Linked DNA regions of Homo sapiens: region 2 is linked to region 1. A link is a loop called in an ENCODE intact Hi-C map of the cell type or tissue named here. Cell type or tissue: psoas muscle. All regions are shown on one strand. Links, peaks and the distances in the headings refer to the core of each region. The heading gives the core; the rest is flanking DNA.

Region 1 (5,436 bases), core at 702-4,701:
ACATGGTGAAACCCCGTCTCTACTAAAAATACAAAAATTAGCTTGGCGTGGTGGTGGGCACCTGTAGTCCCAGCTACTCAGGAGGCTGAAGCAGGAAAATCGCTTGAATCCGGGAGGCAGAGGTTGCAGTGAGACGAGATTGCGCCACAGCACTCCAGCCTGGAGACAGAGCGAGACTTCGTCTCAAACAAACAAACAAACAAACATAAAAACCGAAACCTTCTTGACTTCAGCTGGTGCAGTGAAACACCAGTATGCCAATAAGAACGCTCCCGGGAAGCTGGCCACTGCACTGCCTCTCCTGTTGCACTTTCAGCTTTTGGACGTGCAAATTATATCCACCGACATCCCCCAACTTCCCCCATATAAGCTCTGGAGTATTAAGGACATAAACTTTTGTTTTTGTGCTGACTTGAATTTACTAATTTATTAGTAAATTCATAATAAATTCAGCTATAAATTCCAAAAGAAGTAGATTAACATAATTAACATTTCCCTGCATTAGAGTTCTGGTAGCAAGCTTAACTACTGTGGCAATAAAACACACGTTAGCCCTAAATCAAACTATCCTGGGATACTTTGGAGAGCTGAAAAATGCCACACTGGCCACCTCCTTCATGCCTATTTAGTGTAAAAGCGTGTTTGTTTTTGTCTCAAACTGAAGAGTTGGACAACCCGGAACATGATCAATGGCTCGGCGTTTGCACAGAACAGCATCCTCCTCAGCCGGGAGCACTTCAGCCGCTTGAGTTTAAAGAGTGCTTGTGGAAAAGCCAAATACAACTAGAGAGAACATTTTCCCCAACGTCTGGTTTATGTTTTGGGAAGCTCTTGACAGGTACTAGCAGGAACAAGCTTCTTAAGAACCAGCTCAGTAGCTAAGGAAGGAGAGGGCTCGGCACCTCTCACGTTGGTGCTGAGGCTGCGGTTCGGCTGCTGCTTAACCAAGTCAGGGAGCCGAGGTTTCTGCAGGAAAGACTCATCGGCAGGGACCTGCTTCTCACGCGGTCCGTGTGCCAGCGGTGCTTGGTCCTTAGATGGAGGTCTCTGCGTCCTGGAATCTGGAAATGCTGCATGAAGTCACACTTTTCTTCCTTTGCCTCAGGATTCCAGTGTGTTCCGAGTTTTAAATGACCATTTCAGCCAGGTTGTACTTTTTGCAGCATTAAATGGTTACCTCTGGATAGATCACGCTCTTCTAATGAAAATGTCAGGAAATAGATTCAAGGTTACAAACCAAAAGAGGGCCTGCAGCTTTTAGGTTTACAGTTGGTCAAGAATTTAAAGCATTTCTGACAGAAAGAGGCAGCATTACACAGCAATGAAAAGCAGCGTTTTGTAATCAGAAAGATCGAGCTTCACACCATAGTTCTGCCTCTTGGTGACTATCTGTGACCTTGAGCAAGGTTATTCAGCTCCTTAAGCCCCAGGTTTCATATCTGAATAATGGTCGTGTCTACCTTAGGGGACTATTGTGAGGATTAAATGGAATAATGTGCGTCTACTTCTAGCATATAGTAAATACAGAGTGATCGTTATAATTAGTAACTTTCAGTGATAATTTTACTTTCCTATTTAATACATTTGATCAATATGCTTCTTATAATCAAATAGCCCTATGACAGTGTATTTTACTTAATGATTCATTTATTTTCACCAGATATAATTCCATGATTTAATATCCTTCCTTCTCTCTCTCCTTTCCTTCCTTCCTCTAGTTGTACATCAGCTTCTAAGTCCATAATGTAATTGTCAATGATCTCATGTTGCTGTTAAAGTTAACCTCTAGAAGGTTACATTCTCAGCCATGTTAGTTCTCATTGTACTAAGAGTAAAGTTTTTTGTTTTTATTTTTGAAATAGGGTCTTGCTCTGTTGCCCAGCCTGGAGTGCAATGGCGTGAGCATGGCTCGCTGCAGCCTTGACCTCCTGGGCTCAAACGATGCTCCTGGCTCAGTCTCCCTGAGTAGATGGGATGCACAACCATGCCTGGCTAATTATTTTTATTTTTTATTTTTATAGAGATAGGGTCTTACTATGCATAGGGTGGTCTTGAATTCCTGGGCTCAAGGGATCCTCCCATCTCAGCCTTTCAAAGGTCTGGGATCACAGGTATGAGCCACTGCACCCTGCTAGAGTTCTCTTCTATACCTGAACTTCCAGATGATAATAGGATCATAATTGCTGCCTTGCCCTAGATTTAGGGATTATCTTACTAACTATCGAGAAGATTCATTTGGTGCTAGGAATGCATAATCTTCTGCTTTGAAACACTTCTCACGGTTATGTAACAGGAGAGGCTAATCTTGCTATTTCTGGTTATGTAAGGCTGCCTGCAGCTCCTCTGGGCTGAGACGTCAAGAAGTGTGTCATTTCAAGACACAACACTAGATGGCGCAAAGATATCACCTTTTCCCATTTAAGTCCCGAAATTCGAAATTACTGGCAAAGCACAATTTCATTTCATAATTAGGTGATTAAATAAGCTAATTACAGATGCAAAGAATTAGACACTTGAGTGTTCCCTTTGCTCCTTCCCTTCCTCCTCGCTGTCCTCTCATTTTCCTCGCTTGTTCCTTTAGCATGCCTTGAGATTTGGGCTCTCTTGGAGGAGTAGAAAAGTCAGGGCTTTTCCTGCTGCCGAAACAGTGTAGGTAAAGGATCCACAGAGTCGATTTTCCTTCACCTGTGGAAACACTAGGGAATGGCATTGGTGTGTGCCTTCCATCGACTTTTGGGCTGCCTATCTTCCAGGTTATAGAAGGCCTTACTGGGCTTGTGGCCCTCTCTGCCCTGGTCCTTCCCATCCCCTGGCTGGGAAGCTCAGCAGAGTGCCCACAGGTCTGGATTCCAGGTGCTGCTTCCATCTGTGATTCCCGCCTGCCCTGCAGTATTGCTCCCTCTCCTAACAGCTCCATCTCTCCTATCTACATCCTGCCTAGAGGGGCACACCTGTGCATCAGCTCCCTAGTGTGTGCAATCAACAAATTGAGTGAGGTTATCTCCAGAATCACTTTCCCAGTCTAAAGAGCTTATAATTCTTTGAACCAGCTTATCCCTTTGTTCTTTTTGGGGTCCTAATTAGGGAAAAGGAGTCAGGCTGGTGGGACCGAGGGAAAGCAGAAAGAGGAAGCAGATAAGTTATGTAGGCTTGCCTTTCTTCACCAGGACCAGTCCTCCTATGAATATAACTCAATCGTCCTCTACCCACCTTCTCACCAGGCACGGGTAAGTGAGCTCCCTGTAACCCTGGTGTTATCAGTACTGCTCGTAGCCCTCTTCAGCACACAGCAGAAGCACAGTTCTATAAAATCCCCAGCCCTGCAAGACTTTGTTTCCTGGCAGTCAGCTCCTCTTCTGCTGGCCTACCTGTTGCCTTCTTGCAACATATTTTTATACTTTCTTTATTAAACCTGCCTTTCTTTACCTACAACTATCTTGATAAATTCTTACCCCCGTGCCACTGGCCCGGATAGTCACCAGTCACCCATGACATTCTTTTCCCTTCTGTTCCCTGTATGTCATGTCCCACGGCAACCTTCCACACTTTATTCTAAATAAGCACTCATTTGGTCAGTGACTAGGTTAGCAAGTGAATGAATGACCAGCTTCTGTGACCTCATCTGCCTACCTTCAACATTTCCTTTCCTGTCCTCTTCCCCACCCTGCCCCCCAATATGTGCTTTTCTTCATCATTTCACTGTCCTTCCCAGCAACTGAATTTAGAGTCTTCATTCCAGCTCCTCCTGCTCCATTCCTTCCTGCACTCTTTGCTGCTGTTCTCTGCTTGCTTCCCTGCTGTGTCATTTCAGTTGCTAGAGTTTTGTGTTTTGCTTGCCACATCAGTCTCTGGCTTATCTGCATTATATTCCTGCTCACCAAAATAGAATGACTGAGATATTGATTGAAGTGGCAGATTTGGATTCGCCTCAGCTCTGGTGTTAGGTTGTTCTTGGCTTGCTATAAAAAAAATACCTGAGACTGGGTAATTTATAAGAAAAGAGGTTTAATTGGCTCATGGTTCTGCAGGCTTTACAGGAAGCATGGTGCTGTCATCTGCTTGTCTTCTGGGCTGTCTCAGGGAGCTTTTACTCATGGTGGAAGAAAAAGAGGGAGCGGGTGGGTCACATAGCCAGAGCAGGAGCAAGAGAGAGAGTAGGGAGGAGATGCCACACACTTAACCAATCTCTCTGGAACTCACTGTCACAAGGACAGCACCAAGCCATAAGGGATCCACCCCCATGACCCAAAAACCTCCCACCAGACCCCACCTCCAACACTGGAGATTATAATTCAACCTGAGATTTGGAGGGGACAATATCCAAACTGTATCAGCTCACAAATGAGATTTGAATCTGAGTAGTAAGTTTATGACAACCAAGGTGAATTGGTAATGGGAATAGTTAGGAGTATCAGACAAACATAAGAAACAAGTTAGCTTTTTTTTTTTTTTTTTGAGATAGAGTCTTACTCTGTCACCCAGGCTGGAGTGCAATGGCATGATCTCGGCTCACTGAAACCTCTGCCTCCTGGATTCAAGCAATTCTCCTGCATCAACTTCCCCAGTAGCTGGGATTCCAGGCACCCGCCACCATGCCTTGCTAACTTTTGTGTTTTTAGTAGAGTGGGGTTTCACCATGGTGGCCAGGCTGGTCATGAACTCCTGACCTCAAGTGATCCACCCCCCTCGGCCTCCCAAAGTGCTGGGATTACAGGCATGAGCCATTGTGCCTGGCCACAAGTTAGCTTTAATTCTCTGGAGGACAGTCCATGGTCAATGGTCTCAGATGCTTGTAAAATACTTGAAGAGTTGATGCTGCTGCTCAAGCCCACCTCATCAATTCCCAGCCTTTACCAGTTGATAACTGATGGTCTGCAGAGGGATTGGGAACATCGCTCAACCTGTTCCTTATTTCTTATATCAGAGATCGGTACCACATTTCCCCTGTCATGTGCCTGACCCGATGCAATAGCTACTGAATATGTACAAAAGCATACAGACTCTGTATTTGAAAATAAGAACAAGCCCTTGATAGGTAATTGTATACTTATGAATTATCAAAAATTTACTATATGAAAAATAACAGACTTTTTTTTAACCCTGTAAAATGTTTTATAAAAATTTAATTTTAATTGTAATAACACAAATGGATGGATGTTTAGGTGCTAATTAGAAAAGTAATTGGAAATTTTTTCTGTCAAAGTATCCTCATATGTCTGAGGAAATCTTTCCCTACTTGAGGGCTGGGGAGGGAGGGAAGATACAGCAAGGGGATCGGGAATCCATGTGTGCCTCAGGCTCGATCTGTATCCTGAGGGATTGGTAATCAGTGTGTGTATCAGGTGAGATCTGTACCCTGAGGGATTAGGAATCCATGTGTGCATCAGGTGTGATCTGTACACTGAGGGATTAGGAATCCATGTGTGCATCAGGTGT
Region 2 (5,436 bases), core at 983-4,982, 400 kb after region 1:
GAACCACAAATCAGAACCGTATTTCCACAATTTAATTTTTCCATGAGACAATCATAAAAACTCTGCTGGGATTATATTACTAAAACCTTTATATCCCATTGCATTGGATATGTTTGTAGGTGAGTAATGTTAAATTTAAAAAAAAAAATTAATAAAGCATTTGTTTAGGACCTCTGTATGCTTGATAAAGTAAAAAAAAAATATATGAAAATGTTACCCTAACCTACAATAACTAAACTTGAACATAATGATAAAAGCAGAAGAAAATAGTCATTGAAAACACTGTAGCAGAGTTGAAATGCAACTTAAACCCTTAATGAACTTAAGCTTCTTTATCAATAAAGATTGTCAGTCAATACTTAACTATAAAAATTTAAGGAGTTTCATCTGATGACCATTAAGAATTATCCCAACTAATAATGTATATAGCATTTATTGTGAAACCACAATAAATATAAAACACGGTAGTCAATGTCATTAAAACTTAAAATGGAATGAGCGTAATTTGAAAAACAAAATAGCCCTGGCACTTCTTTTTGTTTAGAACAACGTATAGAAAGCACATGCCTCACTGAGAATACTTAGTGGAATCTCGATAACCACAAAAGCAATTAAATGCTTTTAAATTATAGAAAACACTAAAATTTTTAAAGTTGTTCACCCTTGGTAGCTTTTAAGTAAGGATCACTTGTGATTTATAGTTGTAGCTTTTCTTGAACACGTCCTCTTGCACTGATGACTAACAAAGTTAGTTTTAAACGGAGGTTTGCTGGTGGGTTTTTTTTTTTTTTTAATGAAAAGAAACAACAACAAAAAAATCACACCAAGGCTAGAAAGATGCATATCAGTATCTTTGCTCTTTTGCCTTTTATGAGCAATTAGAGTAAACCATAATCATACCTCCTAAATGAGTTTCTGAGTGTTAATATTAGTGCTGTACTCAAAGGAATGTCCATGTTCCACATGGAAAGTGTTAAATTACTGAGATTAGTGATTTGTGTGTATATCCATCTGTTGACTGACCATCTGTATGTGTGTCACTGACTGTTGCGAGGCTTCTGTGTTCCTTAGCAGTGCCTCCAGGTCACCATAGGACATTTAATTATTGCATGACTTAAAAGATTCAATACGGCAACCACAGCAAAGAGAAAATTCTAGTTCTGCCACTAACACTTCCTTTAACACAACTCTGCTCAAACATGTGCCTTTCATTGCATTCCAAAGTTATCGATAATTACCAGCTATCATTGTTTTGGGTGTTTTCTCTGCTAATTTCTATTGGCATGCATTCTAGATAGTTGCCCATTGTAACTATAAATTGACTATTTAAATAAACAAAAGCATAATTCATGGAAAACTGCCATTCTAAGGTATGATGCAAGATGGTAGATATTCTGCTTCCTTTTCCATATTCTATCATAGAGATGCATTACTATAAATCAGGACTTGGTATATCCATTTGTTACATATTTTCTTAATGTGGGAGTCAAAGTGAAGCTACATAGCTAACAAGTCTTATTCATTTAGTAAGTTGGCTGCCCTCTGCTGTTCATAATGTTTCTTAAACAGATTCGTTTCCTCTAAGAGAAGTTTCTATCTCCCCTTGGCAAAACAAAATACTATTCTTGAAAACAGAAGTTATAATAATTAATGATATCATTCAGTGTGTAACATTAGAAACTATGAAGTTTAAAAGAGTCAGAGGTTAGTTTTCCTGTAGAAGAAATAGTATGTCTCTCTAAACAGAAGAGAAATTACTGGAAATTCTCTCTCCTGTCAGTTACCCTAAAAACCAGCTCCAGCAAAGCCATTTCACGAACAATTATGCATCTATAATGATCTAAATAATAATTGGAGAAAAATAGTATTTTATGGACATTAAAATCTCAATTAATACTATTGCAACTATTGAATCAAATATAAATTGAATTAAATTTTTAAATTCAACAGAAAATAGCAAATTGGTTACTAGAATATTTTGTCTCTACCAATTTCACTATTACTTCTGAGGTGTAAACCAAATATAATACTGGCATAAAGAAGGAAAAATATCTCAAGATTTCTAGGCATTTTCCTATGTCTAATAGTAGGATGTTCTCTCTGAATTTATTTATTACAAAAATAACATTACAACAATAAAGCAAAATAATATTTAAAAGAAAGAAAAAACAAACAGTCGCAATACCAGAACACCATTGTAGTCGTTTGTGTATGTGTGACTTCTTTACTGTGTTCATGCAGAGACAAGCTTTGTAATACCTTTGTAACTACTGTACAGGTGCGTGGTTAGATTCCGTTTTGACTGCTTGGTATCTCATTGTAAGCATTTCCCAGGGACACTACACAGTCTTTATAATTATGATCACTACATCTTTTGGATAACTTAGGCTTTTGCACTATTTTGTCACGATGCCTCAAACTTTTCTATCATTGTCTGTAATTACTCCTATAATCTTTTATTATAAAATATTGAAACAAAGTCACATCACTAAAAACACTGTGAGTATAATTTATTAGTAAGTGTAGACTGTGTATCATTAGCAAAACTTGTAAATGCAACGAGTCAATAAAACAGTAGAACAATGTCAAAATCATGGCTTTTGTTGGAATATGGAACATTTCAAGCTCCCAGCACTGCGAAGGTTACATAGCATTTTTTTCACAACCAAGATGTCGCTATTCAGTTTAAGTCCCTGAGTTTCTTTAAGAATTGTAAGCAAATGATATTGAATTGTTCTGAAGCAGTGAGCACTTAATAGTCCTCCTAGAATATGTCTTGGGAGTCACAGCTCCTCTCCTAGCCAGAGTGAATGGCTTTTAGGGAACCATATAATTTTTCTTAGAATTTTTTTTCTGACTTAAGATACTGTACTCTTCAATTGTACCACATTTAATTAGTGTCATATAGTAATTATCAAAGAAGTAATAACTTGTATATAGTACTTTAAGCTCTTAGATTTACTACAAAATCAGCAGCCTAAATCAATCTAGTCAGCCATGTATTATTTGAAAATATTAAGGACACTGCTGGGTAAGGTAAACACTCTACATCTGTTTTCTATTACTAGAATAATTGTATGTATTTTCTCCAACTGTTTATATTAACACTGCTAGTTTTTTCATCTTAAAAACAACATTCAGAAACCTCTGCAGGGAAGCAGGTCAATTATAAAACTGGCTTTTTCTCTAAATTAGAACATCGAGGAAACCAAGATGGGATTTTACCCCAGGCTCCCTCCCCTTCCCCGCCATCCACGGTATTGTGAAGAACCAGATCCCCTTCTCAGCTCAGAGCAGGCAGCCGGGAGGTGAATCCTGGGGATCCACTCCTGGTGGGCAGGGCTTCGCAGCGGCCCGGATCGCTCCCGAGGCGTCTGGGTCCCTAGGGACACTTCGCCGTCCGGAGGCCTCTCCCCTCCCGGCCTAACGCAGGCACAGCGCGCTGCCAGGGTGTCCTCGCGGTTCCGCCCAGAGCCTCCATCTAATGAACCAGTTTCTGCACCCCTCTTTCTTGCAGCCCCCTCTCCCAACAACTCCGACACCTGTTCCAAGGGAACCTGGCCGGAAGCCTCTTTCTAGCTCCCGACTCGGAGAAGTCACTGGTAGCCCCTCCCCTCCGCCCCGGAGTGGCGCCCCCACACCAAGCTCGCGCGCCCCGGCTCTGTCTCCCACCCGGGTGAGCTCCTTCCTTCCTTACCTTTCTTCATGCCCGGCAGAGGTGCAGGTGCAGCCCTTGCTTGCTCAGAGCCTGGCGACTCCCACTCCCCCGGGTCCCGCTCGCACCCATCCAGGCCCCAGAATCTTCTCATCCACAGGCCCCTGAGAGCCCCCCAATGCCCTGTCCCCCTCCCCCCAGCTCGCCTGTCTTCCCACCCCTCCCGCACCCTTCCCCATCCCAGGCTTACCACCTGCCTGCACCCGAGTGAATTGTCTGCAGACTGCGGGCTCCCATGCTGGGACTGCTAGCCACCAATGAGGGCAGGGACGATGAAGTGACTCGCCCAAAAGAGCTATTTGGTGACTGGGTTGAGCCTATTCCAAACATCAGGCGTGCCAGCCAGACCCAGTCTCGCTGCCGCAGAGAGTGGTCCATAGTTCATGCCTCAAGCGTAAGTGGATCAACTCAAGCAAGAGTTGCCCACAACTTATGCCAATCAGAAACGATGGACGCAGGAAACAGCTAGGGACCCCCTGCCATGGAGCTCGCCTTCACATCCTCATGCTACTCGTTTTACTTTACTTCCTCCGTTCTCTCCTGCTGAGGTTCGTGGGGTGAGAGTTGATGCATGTTTGCGTGTCAATGCGCGCGTGAGTTTTTCATGCCACACAGCGTTTCCCTCACTTTGCTCAGTGTGCCTTTTCCTTCCCTTTTCCTTCACATCTGCTCTAGACTGATCGCATAAATCCAGATGACATAGATTTAGAAAATGAGCCCTGGTATAAATTCTTTTCAGAACTGGAGTTTGGACGCCCGGTAAGTGAGGCTAGACTATTAATATAAGAAAACTAGGAGTATACTGTTTGATTTCTAAAATACAATTATCAGTAGACGTGGGTGTCATTCAGAGAACAAAGGCCGAATGCATAATGTATACACACACTTGGTACAGCGTAGTCCAGATTCATTTCTGTACCAAATGGTCAAATGTGCTCAGACATTTCCTATGTGGTTTGTAGGTCATTCATTAAGATTTCTTTACATCTAATTCATTACAAGTTCAAAATCTTGAGGTAGTTTCTGTGATGGAATATTCAGACAATTATTACAGCTGTATAGAAGATTTGTATTTGTTTACAGTCTATTTGGTCTAGTTCAAGCAGAAGAGCACCTTGACATTGAGTCCTGTTTGCTGAGCAAACATCAGGCACCTGGAGAGTGCGGGCTTCTGTCTTCATTATCTCCTCGAGGCCTCCTGATGTCCCGCCAAGAAGAAGAAAATGGGGACTGGAGGGGTTAAGTAATGTGCACAAAATAGTAAATGGCAGAGTAAGAAGTTAAACGCAGAGCCTGTTAAAGAAAAATGAAAATCTCTGGGCAGTTCTCACTATAATATACTGCCAGAGTAATCCCACTACAAAATACAGTCACGTGTTGCTTAAGGATGTGGACGGGTTCTGAGAAATGTGTCATCAGGTGGACTTGCCATTGTGCAAACATCGCAGAGTACTTACACAAACCCAGATGCTAGAGCCTGCTACACGCCTAGGCTGTGTGCTATGGCCCGTTGCTCCTGGGCTACAAACCTGTACAGCAGGTTCCTGCACTCCATACTGTAGGCAACTGTAATGCAATGGTAGGTATTTGTGTACCTAAACATATCTAAACATAGAAAAGGCATGGTAAAAATACAGTCTTATAATCCCATAGGACCACCATCATATATAGGTGCATCGTTGACGGAAACGTCATTATGCAACACATGACTGTACCTAGTT

What was found. Hi-C counts contacts between places; a loop is a spot of excess contacts. Peaks named below come from ENCODE experiments on the same cell type or tissue, not always from the same donor. Only the 100,000 strongest peaks of a DNase experiment are listed, where the experiment ranks them.
Region 2: a loop joins it to region 1, with 6 times the contacts of the local background. A loop is called at or near these places in 99 of 110 quality-filtered maps.

Annotation. Positions count from the first base shown.
Region 1 is chr4:186,035,299-186,040,734 of GRCh38, reverse strand. No RefSeq gene overlaps it. Among named protein-coding and RNA genes, the nearest start is that of TLR3, 31 kb to the left of the region's middle. In psoas muscle, for the core only: a CTCF peak has its summit at 2,383 (motif pointing right); no DNase peak of the experiment used is centred there.
Region 2 is chr4:185,637,117-185,642,552 of GRCh38, reverse strand. It overlaps SORBS2 (sorbin and SH3 domain containing 2), which reads left to right. Exons shown (of 27, transcript NM_001395207.1): 14 at 3,518-3,676; 15 at 4,391-4,474. Among named protein-coding and RNA genes, the nearest start is that of SORBS2-AS1, 52 kb to the right of the region's middle. RefSeq lists an enhancer at 3,544-4,183. In psoas muscle, for the core only: a CTCF peak has its summit at 1,539 (motif pointing left); a DNase peak (open chromatin) is centred at 3,392; H3K4me3 peaks cover 534 bases.